Regions from separate parts of the Homo sapiens genome. Here region 2 is linked to region 1. The links are chromatin contacts, found by Hi-C in ENCODE. All regions are on one chromosome and are shown on one strand. Each heading gives the region's core, a stretch centred on a gene start or an enhancer-like site at or near the end of the contact. The rest is flanking DNA. Distances are from core to core; before and after follow the strand shown.

Region 1 (7,017 bases), core at 2,965-5,464:
CAGTTTCTTTGGGGAATGGCCTTTTTCTTTTACAATTCTCACCTGCTTTCTGCAAGCGTCTCACTCTTCTAGTCCTGCCCCTTCAAAGCTACCCCTCCCCCAAGGCTGCCTGAGCCATCTTTCTAAGTGCTTTCTGTTGCCCACGATGAAACTCATGTTCTTCGGCCTGGTAGTCAGGTTCTTCTCACCCGGCCCTAGCTTCCTCTTCCAATCTTTTTGCCTGTTGCTCTCCCATGCAGCCTTTGTTTCAGCCATGTTAGACTCTGCTGCTGTCACTTCCTCTACCCCTGTGCCTTTGCTCATGCTGTTCCTCCTGCATAGAATACTCTCCTCTCCTAGGAAGCCTTCCTGGACAACACGTGACAGTTAGCACCTTTCTCTTAGTGCTTCCACTGTACTTTATACATCATCTCGATTATTGTACTTACCACTTTGTACCAAATGAGCTGCGATCTCCTTTCAGTTAGGGATTCTATGTGCATCATTTTCTGAAACGTAGTGCCCAGGCTGGACACCTGGCAAAGGTCTGATGGGTGTTTGACTAGACAGGTAAGTGAATGGAAGAAAGAGGGCTCTGTTGAAAGGAAGGGGATAGATTTAACTCAATACAGTTTGAGACACTGAAAGACCCATCTGCCCTATCTTGCTCTTGTTTACCCAATGCATCAGGCCCATGAGGTGGGAGGAGGAAGTGGAGGCAAATGGATTGGGGTAGGCTTAGCTTTTTGGCCCTGGAAACTGAATGTTTGATTTAAATACCCAACATGGTACTAATTAGCTGTTAAAACACTAGCTATTCCCGAGCCAAACAGATCTAAACACCTATTGTTCATCTACTAAACTCCCAATCATCCTTTATAACTTTGGTGAAGCCTGCTCTGACCTTGCCCACCAGCTCCTGAAGAGTTGGTCACTCTTACCACTTGACCTTGGACCCCTTCTATCATTGCATATACATTGCATTTGGCCACCTTATAATCTATGTTCTCTAAACTTGGATATATGTTTCTCTGGGGGATATATAGCACTATGTAAATATTATAATAATTTAATTCTGTGATTTAAAATATTTTTATGTTGAAACAATCAGCCATATTATGAAATAGGATCCCAATAATAAAAGAGTTTTTAGGGCCGGGCGCGGTGGCTCATGCCTGTAATCCCAGCACTTTGGGAGGCTGAGGTGGGTGGATCATTTGAGGTCAGGAGTTCAAGACCACCCTGACCAACATGGTGAAATCCTGTCTCTACTAAAAATACAAAAAAACTTAGCTGGGTGTGGTGGTGCATGCCTGTAGTCCCAGCTACTTGGGAGGCTGAGGCAGGAGAATCACTTGAACCTGGGAGGCAGAGGTAGCAGTGAGCTGAGATCGCACCACTGCACTCCAGCCTGAGTCACAGAGAGAGACTCTGTCTCAAAAACAAGAAAGAAAAGTTTTTAGAATGAAATAGGACATATGAAAATAATGACAGCTAGTATTTATTAAAAATGTACTATCTCCCAGACAGTGTGTTAAATGCTTTACATCATCTTGAATACTTTGCAAGCAGCAGGCTTTTGAGTTCTTCCCAATGCCCCTAGGGATGAGAGTCCTAGTTCTCCTAATGTTTTCGGCATTTGGGAAAAGTGGGAGAAGGGTTGTTTACTTGAGCTCTGCATTTCCAGAACCCAGTAGCTAGCCTGTGCAAAGGTGAACCTCAGTAAAGGCTTGTGGAAAGAATAGATCCTGCTCTCTGCTGGAATGTCCTTTCCTCCCTCTCTCCTGACTTGGTGAACTCTTATTGGCCCTTCAATACCCTGTTTCAATGTCACCTCCACTGTGAAATCTGACTCTCAACTATTTTCTCTGGCTCCCACTGCCTTTGGGCTTCCCTCAGACCCAGCAGTGAGTAACTGGATGATCACTCTTCGTTTGTTTTTGATATGGGGTCTCAGTCTGTTGCCCAAGCTGGAGTACAGTGGCATGATCTTGACTCACTGCAGCCTCAACCTCCCCAGGCTCAGGTAATCCTCCCACCTCAGCCTCCTCAGTAGCTGGGACTATAGGTGAAAACGACATGCTGGGCTAATTTTTGTATTTTTGTAGAGACAAGGTTTTGCCATGTTGCCCAGGCTGGTCCCAAATTCTTGGGCTCAAGCAAGAATTGTGATAATGTGTTATGGCAGCCTCAGAAAACTAATACAGCTTAGAAACAGAAATGTGTTTTCTGTGAAATTCCCCCAGATCTTGGCACCACATGAGTTCAATCAGATAATATTTGGGATTTCCCAGTGACTCCTTTCTCAACAAACACCTGATCAAGCGACTCCTTTCTCAACAAACACCTGACCACACGCCCCAGGCTCCAGCCATGAGGAACCACTCAGTGTGTCAGAACAGGAGACAGTGTGACATCTTTGTGATCCAGCTCTGAGAAAAGATCCAAGGTGTTTTTCAGGCTTCTGAACACCCTGGAAAGATAGTATGCTTACATTTTGTTTAAAAAATTTAAAATGCAACTACTATATGCCAGGTCCTGTGTGGGCACTTTACATATGTTGATTTACTTTAATCCCTACAGCAATCCTATTACTATTTTAAAGCTGAGAGAGGGGAAGTGACTTGCCTTGGGATACATAGCTCAAAGGTGGTAGAGCCAAGATTCCAAAGTGCCTGATTCCTATTGTGTCTGACTCTAAAACACTATGTTCTTTCTGCTATGTTCATCCAGGTGGTGGAAAAATTCAGTCTAGGAGTAAAAAAAGGAAGATCAACATCCTGCAGAATGACTCATGCTATTCATTATAGAAGCAATTGCTGGAGATGCTATCATTGTGGATCACGGAAGTCTTCATGGAAGAGGTGGCATTTGAGCTGGGCCTTCACTGCAAAAAAAAAAAAAAAAAATTTCCTGATTCTCTGTCAGGCACTGGGGATCCAGAGATGAATCAGACAAAGTCCTTTTGCTTGAAGAATTCACAGTATTTTGTGTGTGTGTGGGAAGGAGGGTGGCTGCTTACATGTGTTAAAAGACAATGTGGCCAGGCCTGGTGGCTCATGCCTGTAATCCCAACACTTTGGGAGCCCGAGACTGGAGGATCGCTTGAGCCTGGGAGTTTGAGACTAGTCTGGGAAATATGGCCAGAACCCCATCTTTACAAAAAAATTTTAAAATTAGCTGGGCCTGGTGGCATGTGCCTGTATTCCCAGCTACTTAGGAGGGTGAGGTGGGAGGATCACTTGAGCCCAGGAGGTCGAGGCTGCAATGAGCCGTGATTTTGCCACTGCACTCCAGCCCGGGCGAAAGAATGAGGCACTGTTAAAAAAAATTAATAGAATAATCCAGACCCACGGTAGGGTCAAAATTCCTAACTCAAGGTCCCAGAGAGGCTCAGAGAAGCCTTTTGGAAGAAGGGACTCCTGCCCCAGCTAAGACTGATGGATAAGTAGCAAAGGCTTTCTGGGGACACAGCACAAACAGCCCACCTGAAGCGGTGAATCGGCGTCCTGGGTGCCTGGCACACCTTGTAGCTCAGCTTACTAGCTAGTGGAGTGCGAAGGGGCGTGTACTTGTCGGTTGGAGCTGGTCATGAAAGAGCTCGTGGGACTGCCCGACGGTTCTCAGGTCCCAGTGCATCCTGCGTGGTGGCTCTCTGCTGAACCATAAAGCATTCCTTTTCAATCCCTGCACGCTCACGCCGGGAAAAGACTGCACAAGGGGCCTGCCAAGGCAGACAAGCGATCGCCACCCAGCTGGCTTCCGAGGGTCCCCGCCCTCCACCGGAGGCCTGTTACCACGGCAACCAGTGAGGGCGGAAGTGGCTCAGAAGACCGGTTCTCCCTAATCAGGTGACTCTCCCGCCTCCTGCACGTGACACCGGAGCCCAGAAGCGCGCTCTACCTAATCAAGACCCCACCCCTCTTTCCCTTTACTGACAATTGACAGCGACCTCTTGCAATGGCCCTTCCGCCTCCACCAGGAGACTCTGCCCGTTGGTAGTAAAAGAACCAATTAGACTGGGAAAAAAAGAAGCAACGCCCCAGGTTTCACCCCGGCTTGACAGACGCAATTGAGGCCATCCTTGAGTCCCTCCGCCCCCAAGTCCAGTAATGCCAGCGATGGACAGACCTTCTACCCAATAGCACGCCCCTTTTCTGCCGTTGGGTCCCGCCCCCTTGAGGGCTAAGCCAATGAGCGCTCCGGGTCTCAGCGGGGTGGAGGGGTTGCACTGCGGTAATATGGCTCTTCCTTAGCCAGCGGCGGCAACGGCGGCAGCGGCGGCAGCGGCGGCGGCTACTGTCTGGGCTGAGCAGTAGTGCCTCTCGGGTGGCGGGTTTCTAGGCTGCAGGGGCTTGGTAGGTGGTGGCAAGGGGGCGGCGGCGGATGCCGGAAGAGTGCCCGCCCCGCCGCTTGGCGGCCCCTGGATCGAGATGAGCGCCTCCGCGTCGGTCGGGGGCCCCGTCCCCCAGCCACCCCCGGGCCCGGCCGCTGCTCTGCCTCCCGGTTCTGCCGCGCGGGCCCTGCATGTGGAGCTGCCGTCTCAGCAGGTAAGCCCGCGCGGCTCGCAGCACTCGGGAGGGACCCGGGCAGGCCCGCGTGGAGAGCTTGCTGGCTCCGGGCTGACCCCGCGAGCCGGGACACCCAGAGCAGGGACCCGGAGGGCTCGCGGGACTGAGGAAGACTGTCAGGAGGTTTGTGCGGGGAGGGGTCCAGTGATGGCCGAACCTCCGGGAGATCCCGGAGTCCTAGGAGAATCCCGTTACAGGAGATGGGCTTGTTAAGGGACAAGCAGCCAGCCAGCTCAAGTCCCTGGGGCCCCGGCCCGAGGCCGCCTCCCCCAACGCAGGGAGCCGGGGATTGCCCCGCGCAGACCCTCTCCCTCGTTCCGCCCAGGAAGGGACCCGGGGAACCCCCTGTGTCCCACGGGCCATAGTGAAAGCACTTTTCCTTTCTTTCCCCACCTGGCCATCCCCGCTTACGGAGAAACCAGTTTGTACTCTTCGTGCAAGAGCCCTGGAGGAGACTTTAGGGTGTCTACCATTTGCTTTAATCTCCCCTGATTATTAAGTATTCGGCCTCTTTAGAGAAATGTATTCAAGACTTGGGGGTTTCCTTCCTAATTCTCCGAGTCCCAAGGAACGCATCTTAATAATTAGGAGGACTTTTTCCTTCTTCATTCCCTTCAGTGAGTCTCTGTGGAAGGAGGATTTGATGTATATATTCATGTGTTCCTCCATCCTTTAGGAAGGGCTTTGAGGACTTCTTGGCTCTGCGTTGTAGGAAGATAAGAAGGGGGAAACACTGACTTTGGAGATGTGACAAAACTCTTTGTTTCACTCACATATCTGTAGAGTACTTCCCTCCTTATATCGGTTGCCTTCCTTCTGTCCCCCAAGGGGAGATTTTGCAGGAATCTTAGCATTAAAGAGACCTAAAGAATACCTTTCACCCTCTCCCTTTATTCCTCCTGCCAAGAAGAGGATCTAGAGAAACTGTCATTTACTGAGAACTTACCGTGTTGGATTTGTGCAAAGGGCTCAGTGGCCATTAGTTCACTGAATTTTCACAACTCTGTGAGATAGCTGTTTTTATTACCCCCATTTGGCAGTTGAGGAAACTGAGGCTTGTCCAGAGCCTTCCAGTTAGTAAGTGGTGGGGCTGGGTTGCAGAATCCAGTGTCTGACTCTGCAGCCATGCACGTGCTTGAGACTTGGGCAGCCTTCCTCCACCACCTTTACACAGGACAGAGTGAGTTCTTTCATACACCCCTCCAACTTTCCATCAGCTACCAGTGGGACTTAGGAAGGATTCAGAAAGAGGAAGGGAGAGGTTGTAGGGGAGAGAGTGGTTGAAAAGTGAAATGGATTTGAGTGCAGTAAAGGAGGCGGGGGCTAAAGGGAAGAGAAGAGTTGGAGATAATAACCACTGTGGTTGCCTTTGAATAGGCAGGCAGAAGAGCTTACAGTAGCAACGGCTTTTTGTGTGACTACTACCGAAGAGGATTGAAAAGATACCATGTGCCCTGGTTTTGTGATGCTGTTGGCAGGGAATTTCTGAATAGTGGGAGTTTGAGGGTAGTGGGGGTTTGGATTGTGTTGTGAGATACAGGGAGAGGGTAGAAGTCTGGCTAGGGAGGGAGACACGTCTCTGGAGTGAGCATTAATGTGAGTTTTTGTATGTGTGGGAGGTAGAGTGTGAGAGTGGTTACTGGGAGAGGGAATAGGGAGCACCGTTAGAAACACCCTGGAGAAGTCCTAAGGAGTTCAGGGGCCAAGAAGGTTTTAGTTTGGGGGAGCTTCGAGAGTGTGTGGGATTAGGAAAGAGAAAGCATCATTTACTTCATGGAGCCTATTCTCTGATAACAGTTCACAGTTTAACACTGGGAAAACTAATGCAAACAAACTGTTGATGGAATAATTTCAGCCTCATTTGTTAGTGTTTGTGAAATTTTTGGATTGGTGCCGAGGGATATATAGTGGCTTAAGTGTACAGCTGAATGCTATATGAGTGCCGAGTATGCTATTTACATCTTTCTGGGGGTGTCAACCTTGAATTCTTGGAAGGCAGCCTATATAACAAAGCACTTTTACTTTTGCAGTTGACATCAATTTATCTTTTGGGGTCAAAATGCTCAGATTTTTAGTGTATAAATAATATCAATAAAATTTTGTTGAAGTTTTATCTGTATATAGTAAAGTACACAGATTATCAGTATTCAGTGGATGAATTGTCACCAAGGGAACAGTTATGTAAGTACTACCCAGATTAAGAGATACAAAATTTTGGCTGGGCGCAGTGGCTCACACCTGTAATCCTAGCACTTTTGGAGGCTGAGGTGGGGGGATCACTTGAGGCCAGAAGTTCAAGACCAGCCTGGCCAACATGCTGAAACCCTGTCTCTACTAAAAGTACAAAAAAAAGAAAAAAAAAAAAAAAGCCAGATGTGGTGGCGCACATTTGTAATCCCAGCTACTTGGGAGGCTGAGGCAAGAGAATTGCTTGAACCTGGGAGGCGCAGGTTGCAGTAAGCCGAGA
Region 2 (6,659 bases), core at 3,011-5,510, 860 kb after region 1:
CTCTGATTCTCGAGCCCTTGCCATTGTTCAAGGGCTGGGCCCGGGCCTTGGCAGGAAGTCCCACAGGAGGCCTGGCTGCCCCGGCACTGCTCTGCGGACTTCCCCAGGAGCAGCCTGGCAGGCCCTGTACTTTCACTGAAGCCACACTCCGGCCTCCTGGGCCAGCCCTTCCCTCTAAGAGCAGCCAGGGGTGGGGCTAAGGGGACCGCACAGGCCCTTAGCAGGGTTAAATCCCAGTGCTGCTGGAGGCTCACTCACTCCCTCACTAAGGACATCAGCCAAGTGCTAGGGATGTACAAATCCACCCATGAATTTCATTCATTCATTCACACCTTTACTGAATACCTCCTCATGTCTGGCTCTGTGCTGGGAACTGGGAACTCAAAAAACAAATGAACACGAAAAAGAAGTGACAGTGACGGTGATACAGACAGAGAGTCTTAAAGAGGGACACAGAAAGCCTTCCAAGAGCACCAGGCGCACAGTCACCCACATCTGACTGCTCCCTCTTGTCTCCTCTACCTTTCTGCTGTGTGATCTTACAAGTCGCTTCACCTCTCTGAGCCTCAGTCTCCTCATTTGAGGTTAATGGCAGCCATGCCAAGTTTTTGTTGAGAATCAAACGAGATGCCACCTACAGAGCCTCCATTATGCAGTAGGCCCTCTCCTCAGCACTTTCTAGGCATGAACTCATTCCATCCTCACAAAAATTCAATGACTTGGTTCCATCATCATTTTACAGAAGGGAAAAAGAAGTCTCAGAGAGCTTAGGTACTATGCCCGAGGTCACACGGTGAACAAGCCACCGGCCCAGGTGAGTCTGGCTCCTGGGTCTGTGCCCTTCAAATCCACACTCCCAGGCCTCCCACAGTGGGTGCTCCCTCAGTGAGTGCTGAACCGCGATTCTGAAGGATGCTGCAGGAGAAAAGGCATTCACAGGGCATTTGAGGGCAGTGTCTTTGACTGTTGGAACCCGCTAGTGATGAGCTATGGACGAAGATGGCTGCTCTGAATCCCATCTCTCTTGAAGGCGCACAGACCACAGCCGGACCCGGTAAACCCTATTCCCTGGCTCCCCTCAGGGCCACAGGCGCTGCCCCTGCAGCTGCTCTGCTCTCACCTGCATTACAGGTTGTGCTTTCACAGGAAACTTTGTTCTGCTGTTTAAAAAGCAGAACGCCACCGCCCGTTAGAAAGTTAGCATATTCAGAACTGAGTGAAAACCCCTCCGGCAGGGCCTTCCAGGCCACTGGGGAGCATGCCCTGCCTGGCCAGCTCTGCTCTCCAGCCTGCTTCCCCGGTGTCCCCTCTCACATTCTGGGTTCTGGACACCTCATATTTCCTTCAGTTCCCTGAGCAGATTTTCACTGCCCCAAACCTTCACTTTCTCCCCTCTCCTCTTCTGCTAAAGACCTCCTCATCCTTGGGGTCCCAGCTTAGATGGGCCAAGAGGCCTTCTTTGGTTCCCCAAGTCTGGACTATGTCCTCCAGTCCTCCCAGAGCCCCTGAGCTTCCAGTGAGCACAGCACCAAGCCCTCCGTGGCTACTGGGCCCCACCCCCTCCCATGGGAAGTGCCCCTAGAGAGGGGCTCACCATCCTTTAAGATGCATCTCACAGCACACAACAGGTCAGCAGCGGACAGAAAACCGACACTAGGAGTCTCGGTGACATGGGGTCGTTACTGAGAGCAGTTCTCCTTGGCTCTCCCTTCACCTCTCTGCAACGTTCCCTTCACCCATCCATGCCGTCAGTGGGCTCTGACTGCTCTCCCTGAAAGAGACCCCGGATCTTCCTACTTCCCTCTTATCACTGCCACAGACCGAGACGCCACCCCAATCCTGGCCTTGACCACAGCACCCTGACCTCTTATAATCTGTCCTGTACCTAGCAGCCAGAGTGATAATATAAAATCATCTGTCAGATCCTAAACCTCTTCTGTTTGAAAATCTCCAAGAAAATCCAGGCTATCCACAGTCTCCTCTCTGACTCTTGCCCATTTTCCCTTCCCTCACCACATTCCAGCTTTCCTGCTGTTCCTTCAACACAGCAAATTCATTCCTGCCACAGGGCCTTTGCTCCTGCAGTTTCCTCTCCCTGAATGCTCTTCCTCAGCTCCTCACACATGTCATTGTTTTCCCACATTTATCATTTCCTCATCATTTATTTCTTATCATGTGGGAACAGGGGCCTACTAAGTAGGTACTCACTAAAGACTAGTGAACAAGTGGCAAAATCAGGGCAGAAGCTCAGCTGCAGTGGACTGAGTGGTGAGTGCCAGGTGAGGACAAGGAAGGGTCCTAGGCCCTTATTTCCCCTTCCTCTGCCAAACCCCACTCTATCCCCAAGGTGGCCCTGTGCACATCCAGAAGGGATCGTCCCTGCAGCACATGGGCACTCTGTCCTGGCATCTGACGGGAAGGGCCCCTCAGCTGTGGGCCCTCCTCAGTGGTGCCCAAGTACAGGGTGTAGCATTTAAAGACTACTCTCTCTCAAAAAGGAGGACGGTGTCACTTAGACCCAGGCTTGCATCCAAAGCCCACCACTCACCAGCTCTGCTCCCTAAGGTAAGTCCCTTCCTTTCTTGGTGCCCCAGTGTCCTGTCTGCAGGGTAGGCAGCTGGGTTCCAGTTCTGCCACTGGCCAACCCCAACTATTGTGATGATCAGGCAAAGAATGGTGGCGAAGGTGCCCTGCATCCTCACTGTCCTTCCCAGCTGACACAGTGACCCTCGCAGGGCTGAGCATCCCAGGTGAGGTGTGCTCAGTGGGGAGGCCCCAAGCCTGCAGACAAGTGGCCTGGGCAAGAGGAGGCAGGAGAGTCGGACTCTCAGGAGTCCAACTCAGAAAAGTGCCAAAGAATGTGTGTGTGTGTGTGTGTGTGTGTGTGTGTGTGTGTGTGTGAGAGAGAGAGAGAGAGTGAGAGAGAAAGAGCAGGGGTACGGGGGGCAATGACTACTACCACAATAAGCCCACCCCTACATTTAAGGATGTTAGTCTTCTAAGCACTTGACCTATATCATCTCATTTAATTCTCACAATCACCTATTGAGGAAATTACTGTAATTCCCATTTTACGGATGAGAAAACAGTTTCCGGAAAGTGAAGTGACTTACCCCCAGAGTTACCCAGCTCATAAGGGCTTTGGAGCTGGGATTTATCCAGTTCTACATGACCTGAATACTGTGTTTTCTCCAGCACATGCTGAGCCGACTGCCCCCAATAGAACTGTCTTTTTTTTGCCCATGAAGAAAAGGAGGCTCAGAGAAGTGACTTACCCAAAGTCACACAAGGAGAAAATAGCAGGGTCACGATCAGAATCCAGTTCATCTGTCTCCAAAGCAAATGTTCCCACTATACCAAATCAAGGTCTCCTTCCCTAAGCCCTGCCAACGACCCCTCACACGCAGGAGCAGGGCAGACTAGCTCACAGTCTGGCCTCTGAGGTCCTCTCTCCCTCCTCTCGGCCTCAGCTGACTTACTGGCAGAGTGGGGTCCTGGGAGAGCTGCTGCGGACGTTCCTGTCAAGCAGTGAATCACTAAGGGCAAGCCTCGTTCTGGAGACATGTGCATCCCACGGGGGAATTAGACCTTAACCCAAAGGAATGTGGCTGTGATGGCGGAATTTCAGGCAGCTCGGCGTGGGGGTGGGGGCCCCTCACATCTTACCACCCATGAAGAAGGCTGGGTTCAGAGCCCCTTGGAGAGCGGTGGGTGCCCCCTACCCCACTACGAGAAATGGGCAGGCCATCTAGTGCTGTGGGATGGGCAGCCCCACGCCTGGCTGGGATCGGAGCGTTGCAGGAAACCTGAATTCAAATTCCGGTTTGCCCTTGCCTAGCTGTGTGTTCCTGGGCAAGTCACGGTCTTCAGGCCATTGTTTTCCCAGCTGTCAAATGGGAAGGCCGGCCTCACCCCTTTGCGGGAAAGATCCGCCAAGACAGGAGCGCTGGGGAACTCCCAGGGACCGAGGGAGGGTCAGCCCCGGCTCCACGCGCGCAGTGGGGATGGCGGGAGGGGAGTGTTTGGGGGGCGTCCCTTGGGACCAGCCCCCGCCTTGCGCTCGCTAGAGGCGCGCGACAGTGCGCCCCCCGAGGGCCGGCCAGCCTCGCCTGCCCGGCGGCTCCTACCTGGCTCAGCGCGGCCGCAGCTCCTCTCCCGGGCAGTCTCGGCACATTTTGCGCAAACCCGCCCCCGGGTCCCACCCCGCGCCAGACCCCGGGGTCACGGCCCGAGGAGGAGCAGGCCGCTCAGCTGCCCCACCGGAGCCCCCGCGCTCCGGCTGCAATTTAAATACCTCTCCCGCCGGCCCGCCCCGCCACGCCCCCCTCTGGCGAGGCCGTGGGGTCCTAGCGCCTGGCCCCGTGCCTCGGTTTATCCGGAGCCGGCGGGGGCGGAGTGGGGTGGGGCGGCGAAGCATCTTCACCACCCTGGGACCTCGGCCGGGAAGGGGCGGGGGCCCAGTGTGGGGGGATGAGAGGGCGGGAGGGAGAGGGGTTGCAGAGGAAGCGCCGTGGGAGCGAGGCCCATCCCAGCGGCCGCCGCACGTGCAGTTCGCGGCCCCGCGGGGTCCGGAGGGGGGCGCGGTGGCTCTAGGAGCCGCAGGTCCACAGAGGAAATCCGGCCTGGCCCCGATTTCCCAGCTGCTGGCGCCGCCGCACTTAACGCGGGGGCAAACAGGCGAGGTGACGGCGGGGCTGAATGCGGAAGGAAATGACCCTTCGCTGGCCCTGGGGCGGCCGCGGAGGGGGTTCCCCGCACCAAGCCGTCCACTCTGGTGGGTCCTGGCAGGTCACTTTTCCTCTCCGGATTGTGCTCTAGTGTCTGGACCCGTACTCCTCCATCATCTGCGGGACCCTTCAACAGCCTGTGAAACGGCACCATCAAAGTCCTGTTTTCGGATGGAGAAGCTGAGGCTAGGGGTGGGGGCAGTGTGTACACATGAAAACCAATTGTCTGAGACTAGTAAGGTCCCTATTTATAGCTGGGGAACCTGAGGCTCAGAAAAGGTTAAATGGCGTGTCCAAAGTCAACACAGCTAATAAGAATCAGTGATTTGAGCCCAATCTGTTCATAAAGCTAAGTCTGATTCAGTTTGGGCATTATCTTGCCCGAATTTTTAAAGTACTGTGCAAATATGGGGTGGCGGTATTGTCATTTAGATTGGAGGTTGAAGCAGATCTTTCCCAAAGCCACCTCTCTTCTAGATGCCTTGACCCTACCAAATCACAGGTACCCTGCCTTGCTGCCTGTGGACTCTAGTATGCGGGTCCCTAGAAGAGAGGGGCCCTGGCTGTCCTCCAGGTCCTGGTTCCAAGTGTAGAAGGGGCCTCTTCCACAGTGTTTCTCTTCCCTGATCGTCACCAGCCCTGAGAGTGGGGCAGGGTGCCCCATTTTACATGCATGAAAGTGACCACCCAGGGCCTTGTGGCAAATCAGGGTAAGGCTGGGCTCAGAAGCGGGATTCCCTGAAGTCTCTACAGTTACTGCCTTTTCTTACCCCTGTTCAGTCCACTGTGGAGATGGATCTGGGGAGATGGGGTCAACCCAGAGAGGACAAGCCATGATAGCAGGTGCCATAGGGGCCTGACCTAGTCTTAGAAGAGGAAATCAGGGAAGGCTTCCCTAAGGAGGAGGCCTGAGCTGCAGTGAGGGGATGGGCAGGAGGTGCAGGTAAGGAATCTCTCAGCAGGGCCTGCGAAGGGTATCCAAACCTCTTTCCCTTCCCTCCCAGCCACCCAAGGCCTCAGATCTATGTCCACAGGGTCCTAGCTGGTCCATCCAGCCCCCTCTCTGGTCTCTAGTGCTCCATTTGGTCAAATGGAACCTCAGTGCCCCTATCTGTAAAGTGGGAAAGATAGTAGCTACTACTTGGAGTTGGTGCTAGAACTAAGTGCAATGGATCCAGCTGGAGCCTGCACCCAGTGGTTGTTAGGCAACTTCTCACTGCCTTTATTGTGGCAGTTGGTGGATACTCCTATATCCTGTGGGCTTCCTTTTCCAGGTCCCTGTCCAAGGGGCCAAATGTTCAGGAAAGTGCTTTGAAGCTGCCCTGCAGTATGAGCAGAGTGACTGGATCATTCGGGCAGTTCCTGGCCTTGTGTATCAGACCAGCTCCCAGCCATCCAGACCCAGGCTCGCTGAGCACTGCCTCACCCTTCCCGGAGCTGCTACCAAGCAGAAATCACTGGGCCATGGCAGAGCTTCTGCTAGGGCCCAGGAGGGCGGGGCTGGGGCTATGGTGGGCTGGGGGTGAGTGCCCCACCTCCCACTCCCCCGCCCCCAGAGGCTGTGGTTGTGGTTAGTCAGCTCGTGGGGTTCCACCTTACTCAGTGCCCGGATGGGGCTCCCCCACATTTGAGGCAGATGGGCAACCAAGCGTGCCCACCTGCTGCAGATGCCTCTGGGGACCAGGGGCTAAAAGCCGGGAAGCCCACAGGCTCAGCGCCCCTTCCTTCATCTCTTCACTTCTTTGGCAGTCATGTTGTTGTGTGACTTTTGGCAGGTTGCTCAGCCTTCCTGACCTTGGTTTGCTGACCTGCAAAGTGAAACTAATTACAGTACCGGGTGTATGAGGATGGCCTGTAATGACACGTGTGAAGTTCCTGGTCGCGGGGGCCTTTGCTCAGTAAACATGACCTCTCTCCTCTGGTGGGCCCAGG

Evidence for each region. A loop is a pair of places that touch in the nucleus more often than their neighbours do. Pooled maps may share reads with other maps.
Region 2: a loop to region 1 is called in a pooled map, with 10 times the contacts of the local background. The contact joins the promoter of LRRC32 here to the promoter of UVRAG in region 1. A Hi-C loop is called at or near these places in 4 of 37 single-sample maps with no recorded cell type and 5 of 50 pooled maps.

Annotation. Positions count from the first base shown.
Region 1 is chr11:75,810,996-75,818,012 of GRCh38, forward strand. It overlaps UVRAG (UV radiation resistance associated), which reads left to right and starts at 4,215. Exons shown (of 15, transcript NM_003369.4): 1 at 4,215-4,529. The coding sequence starts at 4,413. UVRAG-DT (UVRAG divergent transcript) reads right to left here and starts at 3,802. Exons shown (of 2, transcript NR_144531.1): 1 at 3,468-3,802; 2 at 2,519-2,866. RefSeq lists enhancers at 2,326-3,525, 3,449-3,878, 3,749-4,043 and a silencer at 4,339-4,538.
Region 2 is chr11:76,666,487-76,673,145 of GRCh38, forward strand. It overlaps LRRC32 (leucine rich repeat containing 32), which reads right to left and starts at 4,261. Exons shown (of 3, transcript NM_001128922.2): 1 at 4,128-4,261. RefSeq lists an enhancer at 397-456 and silencers at 4,016-4,145, 4,206-4,405, 6,138-6,377.